Linked DNA regions of Mus musculus: region 2 is linked to region 1. A link is a contact called in ENCODE Hi-C or POLR2A ChIA-PET data. All regions are on one chromosome and are shown on one strand. The core of a region is the stretch at or near the end of the contact, and the rest is flanking DNA. Distances in the headings are between cores, read along the strand shown. Region 1 has its middle 6.8 kb from the start of Mir8096. Region 2 holds the start of Cab39 (calcium binding protein 39).

Region 1 (6,872 bases), core at 2,153-4,652:
TGGGTACTCCCATTCCCTCTTTTGCATGGACCAAAGAGATCTTTTCATGTACAGTTTTATAGCTCTTCATACTCTTTTGCTCTTCCAACACTGAAGCATTCCAGCCACCTAATAAAAGCCCCATTTTCTATTTTCCACCTTGGGGGATCCCCTCTCTGCCTCTGGTTTTAATTTTTAGATTATCTGAGGCCCTGCTTTACCCTGCCCCAGCCAACATGGAAACAGAGGGGCAGTCCCTGAAGGAGGATGTCAATGTCAAGTCTCTAAAGATCTGCTGATGTGTGTCAGAATGGCTAAGATCAGCAGAACAAGCGACAGCTCATGCATTGCTGGTGGGAGTGCAAACTGGTACAGCCACTATGGAAATCAGCATGGCGTTTCCCCAGGAAGCTGAGCATTGCTCTACCTCAAGATCCAGCTATACCGCTCTTGGGCAAATACCCAAAAGATGCTTCATCCTACCACAAAGACGCTTGCTTGCTTGTGTTCATTGCTTCTCTGTTGATAATAATTGGAAAGAACTTAGATGTCACTCAACAAAGAATGGATTTTAAAAATGTACTTTTACACACTGGAACACTACTTAGCTTTAAAAAAAAAGACATCATGAAATTTACAGGTAAATGGATGGAACTATATGTAAAAAAAAAAAAAAATCCTGAGTAAGGTAGCCCAGACTCAGAAAGACAAATATGGTAGATATTTGATTACATGTGGATATTAGCTGCTAAGTCAATGATATCTAAGCTATAATTTGTAGAACCACGGAGGGTCATAAGTATAGTGTAAAGGACTAGAGGGGACAGATACCTCTTGTTATAAAAAGAATACAGAATAGATAGTTATGGGTGGATGAATGGGGGAGGGCTGGAACTAGAAGATATGGAGAGACAGCTAAAATTCAGGGCCATTTGAGGGGTAGCATGGAAGCCTAATACAGCAGAAACTTCCTAAAATATATACACAAAGCTTTCTAAGTGAAATCAGCAAACAATTGGGGAGACAGCTTTCCAACTGGCCATCTCTTGTCAACAAACAAAGCTTCCAGTACCTTTAGTTACGAATTGAGTTGTTGGTCAAAGGGGTCTCATGGGAAGCCCAAAACAACCCAGGTTGTTATCAAGAGTACAGGTTGCTTTCCACAAACTGACAGCGAGGCTCCATTGCTGATGACAGCACCCATACAACTCTTGAACATGGAGAAGTCAAGCTGGTGCCTACATATCTTGAGTGCGCTGGACTCGACCAGCAAGAATGACGCTGCAACAGGATCTGTCTGCACACATTTATTGGGAGAGCTTGATTGCAGAGGCGAAGAGACCCCGAGCCCAGAACTGGTGCTGCTTATATAGGCTTAGGAGAGGCATGTCTCACACCCGGATTGGTTATGCACTAAGCCTCATTTGCATGTTTCTCATCTGATTGGCTACTCTCTGTACCTCACAGAGCCTCATTATCATACCTCATTTGCATGTCTCACGTCTTATTGGTTATACTCTCAAAGCCTCATTATCATGCCCGGGCCAGGCAGTGTCTTTGCAAAAAACTTTACTGCATATGTACACATTGGTTGTTTGTCCAAACTTATGCGTGGTGGCCAGCAGTTGTCAGCGCCACTCTGCAACGGCACATGTGGCTTCCCACATACTTAGAGCCTTCACCCCGACCTTCTAGCATCTTTGGTATAGGAAGGTACTCTGCGTGCCACTAAAAGAGAATTGTAAACACCAAGCCAGCTACAAACCCTTTGATCTACAATAGTGTTCTGTCTACAAAATGTGCTAGGGCAATGGTGGCACAAAGCTTGTGGGAGTGACCAACCAGTGTCTGAGTTGTCTTAAGGTCCTCTCCAGGAGATGAAGCCATACCTGAAACTTGGAGTGACCAAGACCAGAGGCTAGATATCCCAGGGACCTAAGATAAAATAAAAACCAAATGCCACTGGTCTAAAACTACAAGAACAGCAAAAATGTAGTGACAAATTGACTCCTAATGATATTCAAATATATGAAAATATAAATATATATGAATATGCATATATATTTATAAGTACATATCATATATATATATTCATAAATCTGTGCCTTGCTCAGCCATCATCAGAGAAGCTTCTTCCTTTTGCAGAAGATGGAAACAAACACAGAGACTCAGAGCCAGGCCTTATTTAGAGAGTGAGAGGCCTTGGAATGCTCAGCTGGAAATGGGATATCTCTGTCAACTCCCTCCCCTCAGTGGTCAGGGAACCCCATGGAAGAGGATACAGAAAGAGTGTAAGAGCCAGGAGGGATGGAGGACACCAGGAAAGCAAGGCCTCTGCACCAACAAGAGCAAAGCTCATATGAACTCACAGAGACCTTAGGGGTGTAGAAACAAGTGGGTTTCTGATTCTCTTCTTCTTCTCTTCTTCTCTTCTCTTCTCTTCTCTTCTCTTCTCTTCTCTTCTCTTCTCTTCTCTTCTCTTCTCTTCTCTTCTCTTCTCTTCTCTTCTCTTCTCTCCTCTCCTCTCCTCTCCTCTCCTCTCCTCTCCTCTCCTCTCCCCTCCCCTCTTTCTCTCTCTCTCTCTCTCTCTCTCTCTCTTGCTTGCTGGTTTATCATGACAGGGTTCTCTGTATAACAGTACCACTATCTCAGCACCACGCCTGGCTAGATCTCTGATTCTTGGGCCTTCTCCTGGGCGGCTCTTTTTCTTCTGTTGGTTCTGTCCAATTTGGATAGGGTAGTTCTTTCTTCATCTTATTATATGTTAATATTATCTCTCAGAAGCCTGCTCTTTTCTAATGAGAAACAGAAAGGGGGGGAGATAGGGAGGAACTTTGAGAAGTAGGGGGAGGTGTGCTCATCATCTGGATGTATTATCTAAGAGAAGAATCTATTTTCAATAAAAGGAAGATAAAATAAAAATTAGTGTTTAAAAAGAAGAGTTCTAGGTGTGGATTCTTTAGGGAACATAAAGCATGAACTTCAAGACTGCCTGAGCAAACACTTGTAGTACTGAATCTGAGGCACACACACACAGAGGGAGAGAGAGAGAGAGAGAGAGAGAGAGAGAGAGAGAGAGAGAGAGAGAGAGAGAGAGAGAGAGAGCTCGGACAGGGGCCCCTCAGAAGGGTGGGGGTGGGGCCAGACTTACTCAGAGTCTGTCAGTCTATTGATAGACTTCTTGGGTGATTTAAAGCCTGGACTCTTTTGACCTTACAGTACTTGCTAACTTTAGCCTTACCCTCCAGGAGTATTTTCATGGCGCACTGCGTATTAAAGTGCTCATTCATTCATTCCATGCGACTCACTGGGGCTTATTTTGGTTCTAGCACTGTGCCAGGGCTAGGGACACAGGACTTCACTGTGACTTCCAAACCAGGGATCTTTGTGAGGTGGCAGCTAGAGGAGAGAGGAAGGTGAAAGGGAGACAGATTAGACAGAGAGGGAGCACTTTGAGGGGACCGAGGTGGAGGACGCCATGAAAGAAGGTACCCACTGATCCGCACGCATTTTCCAGAATAGAGGAGCTTAATGGGCTTTGTTTGGGCTGTGAAAACTTTATAATTAGCCCAACCAGCTGGCCCAGGCTGGGTGGAAGACTCCCCCACACTCCCTTTGCCTCCTCTGGTTTCAGAAATAGCAAGTTCATGCAGGCACGGTGTGCTTTGCCCAGGCAGAGCAGGCTACCCGGGACTGGCTGGCGGGGGCAGGCAGCTCCCAGCAGGGATGTGGGATTCCATCTGAGGGGAGGGGGTGGGGGGCAGCCCTGCAGTGTCTCGCAAGAGGGAAGAAGAGCCTCTGCCCTTCCCCTCTCATTCCTGACACTCGGTCTTCTACTTCCTCTTTCTCTTTTTCAGGTGTGATGGGCAGATGCTATGAGGGGCAAGCTCAGCTTCCAGGGACAGTGGGAAGCGCTAACCGCAAAGCTTGCCTTCACCCACTTTCCTTGGGCTAGACCTTTCACAACTCTGCCTGAAACCTGTTCTGCTTGAGCCCAACACCAAATCTGCCAGGCTCTTTCTGTCACTGGGCCTTACAAGTTGCTTAGAAGCTCTCAGATACCATTGAGATGCAGAAGCTGGTTTGAGTGGGTGAGGAACACCCGTGTGTGTACTTGTGAGTAGGTGGGAAAGGGGTGTCCCTGCCCGGGGTTGCTGGCAGTCATGAGGATGAGTAATGGGGATATGGAATATCTGTCCCCACATCAGACAGTCATGGCCTGGTTCCACCTCCCAAATTGTTGCTGTGGTTTAGATATGGTTTGTCCCCAGGAAAACTTACACTCAGGCTTGGTCCCAAAAGTGGAACCTTCAGGAGACGATTGGGTCATCAAGGAGGATTACAGCCCTGGAAGGAGTTCTCTCAGAAGATCAGTTACCACAAGAGCTACTTGGTGTGAAGCAGCAGTGTCCTTGGTGTGTAGCCTCGTCCGTGTGTGACCACTTGCCCTTTCACTGTCTACCATGAGTTGAAGCACCAAGCCTTTGCCAGAAATGAAGAAGGCAGTGCCAGGGACATTCTCTTGAGATTTCTAGCCTGGCAATCATGAGTACACATTGACCCAGGCTCAAGTGTTCTGTGACAGTGGCAGAGACAGATCAAGATAAATACTCAGAGTGGCCCCACGTCTTTTCACCCTCCTCCAGTTTCAGGTGCTCCTTCCCTCCTCCTCCCCAGATAACTAACACCAATATAGTGGTGGTTCACCCTCATAAGTGAACCTGACTGGAGCCTCCAAGGAGGCATGCCTGTAAGGAATCCCTAGCCAGGTTTGATGAGGAGCCTTGAATGTGGACACTGGGGTCTTGCACTGAAAAGAGGGAAAGGAAAAAGCCATTGGAGCACCAGGATCCAATGCTCTCAGATTCCTGACCACAAATGTGACGAGACCACCTGCCTCTGCCTCCCAAGTGCTGGGATTAAAGGCGTGTGCCACCACCGCCCAGTGTTTTATTATTTTTATTTATATTATGTGAATGAGGATTTGCCTATGTGTATGTATGTGCGTCATGTGTGTGCAGTACTAACAAGGGCCACAGGAGCGCATTAGCCACTGTGTGGTTGCTGGGAACCGAACCTGGACCTTTTAAGAGTAGCAAGTATTCTTAATTGCTGAGCCATGTCCCCAGTCCCCATCCTTCCTTCTTTAAGTTGCTTTAGCAGGCATTTTGTCACAGAGGTAAGAACAATAACTGATACTAATAAATGCCACAGGTGGCCACTGGATCCCTCATTGGCAATAGTGCTAGAAGTTTCTGGAAAATGAAGTGCAGCTGAGCATGGTCAGTGGGACCCAGGAAGTCCTCCCAAGAAGGTATGAGGGAAGCAGAGCCTTGTGAGAAACTAGTCTGCCTCTATGTGCACTCTTGTCCCTCCCCGGCCCTGGTGCCCAGTCTCCTACGTACATAGAAGCAGTTCACTGAAACGCTGGCTAGGGCTTCCCTTCCCAACTGACTTCACCCTCCTTCCACCACAACCCTGTGGTTGTCCAACCTGGCTTTGGAAATTAGGTCAAGCCAAAAATGGCCTCTTTTGGGAGAGTCTTCAATGGGTAATAAGTTGGCTGCTTATATTAAACACATTTCAGTGGATGGGTGGGTGGGGACCACAGTAAATTTCTTTTTTTTTTTAACTTGTTGAATCAGTTTCACAGAAAGTCAGACTTTCTGACTTCTCTCGAGGTTCTGTAGAGCCACAATGACCTTTGGGGGCTGCCCCTAGAGCCAGTCTCCCTCTTACTTTCCAGATCTTATCTTTCTCTGAAAGTTGAGTTCTTTCCTCTCCCAATTCTTATGTTAAATGCCTCATTTCTATGCCTGAGCATGCCATCCAGGGAAATAGGATTATTCAGATGAGATCAGCTTGGAATAGTATGGACCCCTGTAGAGAACATAGACACACAAAAAGGGAGAAAGCTATGTGGAGGTAAAAGCAGAGACCAGAACAACATTTCTACAGGCCAAGGAGTACCAAAGATTGAAAATAATAATAACAATAATAATAGTAATAATAATGATAATAATAATAATTTAATAATGATGATGATAATAATGATAATAATGATGATGATAATAATGATAATAATAATAATAATAATAATCCTGGAAGCCAAGAGAGTCTCCTGGGATGAGTCCTTCCCAGCATTCTCAGACGTGTGGCCCAACACACATCTCCATCTCAGATCGCCTGCAGAGCTGTAGTGGGTTCCTGCTGGTCTTGAATTACCTAGCACATGGTACTGGTGAAGCAGTCCTAGGAAACTAGACCAGCCCCACCGCTCACTCGTATTTGGTAGCTAGATGGTTACCTGTCCTGCCTGGGCCCCAGATATACTTGCATTCTCACCTGCTGTTATAGAACTATGTCTTCTTTACAGTAGATGTGCTGTGGTCTTGATTCATGGAAGGGAACATTCACAAGATCAGGTATATCAGCATTCCCTTAAGGAAGGTGTGTGTGTGTGTGTGTGTCTCTCTCTCTCTCTCTGTGTGTGTGTGTGTGTGTGTGTGTGTGTGTGTGTGTTCATATCATCACATGGATTCTGCTTATGCTCCCAGCCTACCTCCGAGTTGCATGTAATTCTACTTCAGTGCATGTGACCTAGACAGTTGCTAGACTTGCAGTGATTCCCAACCTGCGAACTGTGACCTCTCTGGGAGCCAACAACCTTTTCACAAAGGTCTTTAACTAAGGCTGTCTGCAAATCAGATATTTATGTTACAATTCATAGCAGTGGCAAAATTATAGTTATGAAGTAGCAATAAAAATGACTTTATGGTGGATGTCACAACGCTAGGAACTGTATTAAGGGGCTGGCGCATCAGGAACGTTGAGAATCAGTGCTAGAGGGTTTAGGAACAGAAGGTAGTCTGGAGTGGGGAACACCCATAGTG
Region 2 (6,436 bases), core at 1,130-3,629, 35 kb before region 1:
TGCCAATAAATAAACAAATATATAAATAAATGTACTTAATATATTTTTAGGAAAATATACACAGAAAAAGATCAGAAAGGAAATATGCAAAAATGTTTACAGAAACAAAATCTAAGTGATAAGATTAAGAAAACTTAAAGAAAAAAAATTCCCAGTCTATTTTGTAATTCTAGCACTTAGAAACCCAATGCAGGAGGATGACAGGTTGGAAGACCTGAGCTACACTGTTTCAAAAGATGGGGATGGGGTGGGGGAGAAAGGAGAGATGGACTACTGCTTCCATGTTTCAAAGAGTATGTCTTACTTTAAGAAACAAAAATTAGAATAAAAAGACAAAGTCTCTTACTGTGATCTAGCCGGCTGGCCTGGCCTGGCCTGGCCCTCCTCCGTCTCCAAAGTGCAGAGGCTAAAAGCGTTCACCACCACCACCACCAGCAGCAGCAGCAGCAGCAGCTAGATCTTACTTTGATAAAGAAAAATGTAAGACTGAAAAAAAGTATGATTTCCTTGTACATATAAGCACTTACAAAACCAATAGTAAGTTCTAAGGCAATTCTTACAAATCATATATTGTAAGCATTTAGTAGTTACTAATTACTTGCTAATTTTTTTAAACCTGTAAAATAGAGCTTAAAAACTTTCACTTCTGGCTCTCCAATATTTTCATAACTAAAAATTAACAAGAAATTTTTTACTTTTCCAGAAAAATGGTGTGTGTCCAACTGTCTGTCTAGACTGTTAACAGTTCAGTTCTTATTACTATTTTTTTTTTTATAAATCTACAGTTTAATGTTCAATTCCAACACAGGGATCCAGAAGTTCTGATGCAATTTTAGAGAACTCACCAACGCAAATGCCTTGTGTGTAGAGAAGGTTAATTTAGGCACCTCTTTTAATTACTTCAGATAAGCACGCATCTAGTGACACTTTCTACAAAAGGTATTTTCCTTGGCTTGGACATAGATTTACTTAAATATCCCGGAAGCTGTCAAAATCGACCTCAAACTGCATTATATTTAGGAAACAATGCTAAGTCCTGACTGTGGCCTTCTCTGCTCGCCTGTCTTTCTCAAGAGCGCCTTTAATATGCCCTAGCATACATTTCCGGCCTCATGAGTCACTGAAAAATGAGTTCTAAGTTTTCCGTGGAAGGTCGTTCAAACAGCTCCTCTACAGCATTCAAAGATCTGACTCCAAATGCCTCTTTAGTCTACCCCACCTATCACGGCACCCGGTGATGGAATTGGCAACATTCGCATGCTCTTTGTACCTTTGTCCTCCAGCTTTGTTGCCCCTCCACGCCCTTCTCCACTGCAACCCCCTTCTCCCGAATCCAATCGAGTCTTCTAGACCCGGTTTAGCACCGCCTCGCCCAGGAAGCCTCCCAGGTTCGTGGGAAGGCGGAAACGATCGACAGGTCCAGTCACCCCGGAGCACCTTTCTAGCAATTGGTAGTTCCTAAACGGAACTTATCTATCCCCCTCCTGCCTGGTATCTTAGCTATTTGTGTACTCGTCTTATCTCTCACATCACCGCGTTAAAGCTCCCCAGGGGAGGGCACCTCCCGGCCGGGTTCACCTCGGAGTCGCTCCGGCACCGGCACGCAGTCGGCGTTTTGGATTGCTCCAACCGAACCCGGGAACGCGCCGAACGCACAATTCCTAGCCAGAAATCAGTTAGGCATTTTCCTGAAAGGTCCCCTACAAAGATAGTGTCAGCGTCCCGCTAACAGTGAGGCTACGCGGAGCCCAGGGCTAGGTGCTCGGAGTCCCCGGAGCGGCGGGAGTGACAGCTGGCCGGGCCAGCTCTACCCCGGTTAGTTGTAGCCCCGGCCGGCAGGCCCCCGGAGCCTAGTACGGGCGAGGACAAGGGCGGCGCCCGGAGCTCCGGCTGCTCCGGGCCGCTCCCGCCGCCGCCACCCGGGAAAATGGAGGCGGGTCGGGCGGAAGCCGGCGGGCGTCCGCGTCGCGAGCAGGGCCGGGCCGGGGGATCACTCACCGGGCTGGGCCGGGCCAGGGAGCTCCCTCTCTGCTTCGTCTCCGTCCCCGTCCTCGGCCGCCGCCGCCTCGGGCTGCTCGCTCGGTCCCCGCGGCGCGGCTCGGACGCTCCGGCCCTCCGTTGTCCTCCGCCCGCAGCTGCTCCGGGCGACGGGCTCCCGCGGCGGCGGCGGCGGCTGCGCGGGCGGACGGTGGCCCAGGGGTTCCTGCTGTGGCCGCCGCGGTGCTGCGCTCGGTAGGGCTGCGGCTGTGGCCGTGAGGTCCCGCACTGCCTTCGCCTCTGAGGTTGTCTCAGCCTTCGCGCGGCTACTGAAGCCCCAGACTCTCTCAGGCCGCGCGGCTCCTGGCGCCCCGCGCCCAGCTCCGGCCTGAGCCCGGCTTTGACGTGCGCACTGCGCAGCCGCCGAAGGCGGGACGTCGGGCGGCGCCGCAACGCCCTCTGCGTACTCGGGCGCCCCCGGACGGCCGGGCGGACTCGGGACGCCTGAGTCGCCGGCAAGTTGAAGAGCTGGGGGCACTGAGAAAAAGCAGAAGGGGAGCTGGAGTCGTCGTCTATGCGCCCCTTACTTGCTAGTTCCTGGAGGAACACAGTCCACTTCCTCAAGTCTTAAAACTTTACATCTGCGGAGGGCTCAAAACTGTTCAAATGGGTTCTTTCATGCTTGGGCAGAACCTGTAACTTCACTTTGGCATCTCCTGACAGGGGAAAAAAAGTGATGAAATATTCCAAAGAAACAAGATCCAACAAGGGTACATATCCTACTTTTTCCAAAGTGGATTTTAGTGGTGCATGCCTGTAATCCCAACACTGGGAGGTGAACTCAAGAGAATTAGGAGTTCAAGGTCATCCTAGACTTCACAGGTTTAGGTCAGCCCGGGCTGTGTGAAAAACTCTGCCTATAGATAGATAGGGAAGCAAGTTCCATGAAGAAAGAAAGAAAGAAAGAGAGAGAGAGAGAGAGAGAGAGAGAGAGAGAGAGAGAGAGAGAGAGAGAGAGAGAGAGAGAGAGAGAGAGAGAGAGAGAGAGAGAGAGAGAGAGAGAAACAAGTGCCATGAACACACACCCAGAGGAATAAAATAATGCATTACAGAGATCTAATGACAGAGTCTGGAACTCAAAAATGCTACATGTGTGCTCCTTTGCTATATGCTTAACAATGGGACAGGATTTTGGACAGCTACAGTGTGCTAAGGAAGTGGTTTCCTGAAGGAAGCAAGGCGATGTGAGCCTCCTGTGAGAACTTCAATACTTGAGAGAAGCAAGCTATCCATAGGATTTGGAGCAGGAAAGGGCCAGGCTTTGGCGTTTTAAAAAGGTCGTGATCAGAGGCAGGCGAATTTCTGAGTTTGAGGCCAGCCTGGTCTACACAGTGAGTTCCAGGACAGCCAAGGCTACACAGAGAAACCCTGTCTCAAAAAAAAAAAGTCGTAATCACTGTTACTGCGATATGAAGATCAGAGTGAAGGGCCGGAGGAATTCCACAAATACAGTAGACGGGGGTTGCTGACACCCTATAGTAGGGCTCGGGGGTATAGCTCAGGCTATACTATAATTATGGTAGATTCTGGATTCAGTCGTGGGTAGTTTGTATGCACACAAAGAAAGCTGAGACAAAGATGAGGGAGATAGAGAAGATAACACGTATGAAGTATCCATAACAATAGAGAAGATCACTCAGACATGGGCTCAAGCCGATAGAAAGTCTCTATTACCAGCCAGTGACTACTCTGGGTGTTTGGGGTTCAAGTATAGTCCTGAGCCTTTCTCAGGTGAGTTTGTTTGTTTATTTATTTATTTATTTTACAACTCAATGGCTCTCCCCGCCCCCCTTTTTAAGTACACACACACACACAAAACCATATCCTGGCTTGTCACACCTCGGTTAGCAAGAACAGTCATCCAGTCTAGTTGCAGAACTACAAAAGCCAAAAAGCAAGATTAGTTCCTTTATGGACTTTCCCGGAACTATGGACTTTGATGGATTAGGTCTTTGTTCTCTCTTGTTTTTGGCAGGTATTGCTGCCTCTATCCTGGGTCTCAGGACCTGAATGGTACTTTCATCATGGCATCTGTTGTGCTAAGGTCTGGAAACCTGTTACACTATAATCCTAGTTCTAGCAAAGCAAAGACTGTAAATTTGAAGCCAACCTGATCTAAGTAGTGAGTTCCAGGTTTCTAGCGCCACATGGCAAGATCTTGTCTCAACACACCACCCCCTTTAATTTGTGTGATCTTGTTCGTATATGTATGTGTCTGTGTGCTCAAGCATGTGTCAGTCAGGTATAGTAGTAGTGCACACCTATAACCCTAGCCCTTGGGAGTGGTGGGGGGAAAATGAAGAATTCAAGGTCATTCTCGGTGATATGCAGTGACCAGACAGATATGTGGTGTCAAGAAACAAGCAAACAAAACCATTAGCATATTAACACTTAAAATCCATTCAACCAAGCATAGTTCATCTTGGACATGTTGAACACTTCTAGGGAAACTAGCCAGACTGGTGAAATTTCCCTTGCAAAGGGCCAAAGGCTGCACCTACCTTCTACCCACAGTTACAGAGAGAAGATGCCAGACAGCTTTTGATGGCCTCTTACAGAATCGGGCTATTTTCCATATTCTTCTATTGGGGACGGGAGGGCTCTGGAAAGCTGTTTCTACTAAACTATTTCTCGGGCCATGCCACTTTCTGGAAAGTTCTGCATCTTCATTTTGAAACATTCTCAGGGGGCCTTTGTTTTCCTGTGTGGTGGCCACAGAACACTGGGTTCTGTGCTTGCCTGGGCTGTTGCTGTTATTGTCTCCCTAGAGCCTGTGCTGGTCCTGTGTAAATCTCCCATCATGCCGTCTCTTCCTCTTCCTTGCTGATGCTGGGCCACCGGATGGAGGCACTTCCCTCCCTTAATTAGACCCTCTAGGAAAGGACTTTGGAGCCTGACTCATGGCTTCCCTCCCACCCCACCCAGTGCCTTCATTCACCTGGCTGTATCATTGCAGCTCACCCTATTGGATACGGTCCCTTTACTGTGCTATCCCAATGACCTTCACATCCACTGTACGTCAGCAGCCACTAGGCTAGCCCCACCCTGGACACTGCAGTTTCCACCATGGCTCTGCTCTTGAAGTTTGAACTCTCCAGCACTCCTGTTTGCCTCCCTTCCCATCCACCCACCAGTCCACACCCTCAGACTCACCAAACCTGCTCCAAATCTCATTAGAAATTTGTTTATTTGGCAGGTGCTTCTTGAGAGTAAACTAGGACCTCGAATTATGGCAGCGAAGCACTGGCTGATAGGTAGCTCCCCTCAGCGTCCAGGAAAGACACAGGCACGAATGGGCAATTACAGGAGAGGGAGGCAGGAAGCCTGTAAGAGACCTAGGACGTTGAATAATGGGGTTCATGTTTAAGGAGAAACATGAAAGAAGCACAAAAAGCATGGTGAGTTAGAGGACCGGCCTATGTGCAAGGACTTCTGTATGTGAAGCGACTTGGGGGTAGGGAGGAAGGGAATAGATAAAATTGGAAAGATAAGCAAAGCTGTAATCATTGAAAACCTATGTCCTCCAGTGCTAAGGAGCCTGGACTTCAGCATGGATGCTCTGGGAGGGTGGGTAGGTACACATTGAAACTTTGTCATTGAATGCTGCGTGCACAAGTGTTTGGTTTTTGTTGTTTGTCACTCCACCCCCACCCTCACCCCCAGTGCAGAGCTCAGGGTGAAATCCAAACCCAAAGCATTGTCCCTGCTGGACAAGCACCGTGCCACAGAGCTGTCGTCCAACACCGCATTCAGATGTGTACTTCGGAATGCAGAACACCTCTCTAATCAGACATACATGGAACCACAGGAGGGCCAGGATACAGACAGTGAGACCAGCAAGAGGCTACTCTCAAGTCAGGCAAGAGGTAATAGGGTCTGAGCTAGGGTCGGCCACAGTGCACCTCCTCCAGAGTCAACGTGAATCTGATTGATATTTGTAGAGGGAACTATGTAATGGAGATAAGAGAGAAGGAAGACTCCGGGAAGAGAACTGGCTTTGATCTGGGAAACTGTTTGGATGGTAGAGCTATTTACTTAGATGGGCATTATCTGGGAGCAATCAGAAGCCGGGAGGAAATCCAGGAAAGCAAGACTAATCAGCAATCTAAAGAAGGGTAAGAGGCAGGAGGCCTGAGGAGAACCTGCTGGGAACTGCAACAGCTTCCTGGAGAACATAGGGAGTGAAGAAGCAGTAGCCAGGGGGTGGTGGCGCTCGCGCCTTTAATCCCAGCACTTGGGAAGCAGGGGCAGGCAGATTTCTGAGTTCAAGGCCAGCCTGGTCTACAGATTGAGTTCCAGGACAGCCAGAGCTACACAGAGAAAACCAAAAAACAAACAAACAAAAAAAAGGAATGAAGAAGCAGTCCGGAGTCAGAGAACCTCAGATGTGACTTCAAGA

Evidence for each region. A loop is a pair of places that touch in the nucleus more often than their neighbours do. ChIA-PET counts read pairs that join two places held with the same protein, here RNA polymerase II (POLR2A).
Region 2: a map of left cerebral cortex shows a loop between it and region 1 (4-fold over the local background). The contact joins the promoter of Cab39 here to the enhancer-like site in region 1. A Hi-C loop is called at or near these places in 8 of 37 maps with a recorded cell type or tissue (CH12.LX, CH12F3, T-helper 1 cell and 5 more). POLR2A ChIA-PET finds 5 or more read pairs at or near these places in 3 of 5 experiments (all embryonic stem cell).

What each region holds. Positions count from the first base shown.
Region 1 is chr1:85,755,306-85,762,177 of GRCm38, reverse strand. No RefSeq gene overlaps it. Among named protein-coding and RNA genes, the nearest start is that of Mir8096, 6.8 kb to the right of the region's middle. Within about 2 kb of position 3,402, at least 1 of the 3 ENCODE cell types and tissues checked has a DNase peak (open chromatin) inside an H3K27ac peak, as active enhancers do.
Region 2 is chr1:85,789,384-85,795,819 of GRCm38, reverse strand. Cab39 (calcium binding protein 39) reads right to left here and starts at 2,379. Exons shown (of 9, transcript NM_133781.5): 1 at 1,999-2,379.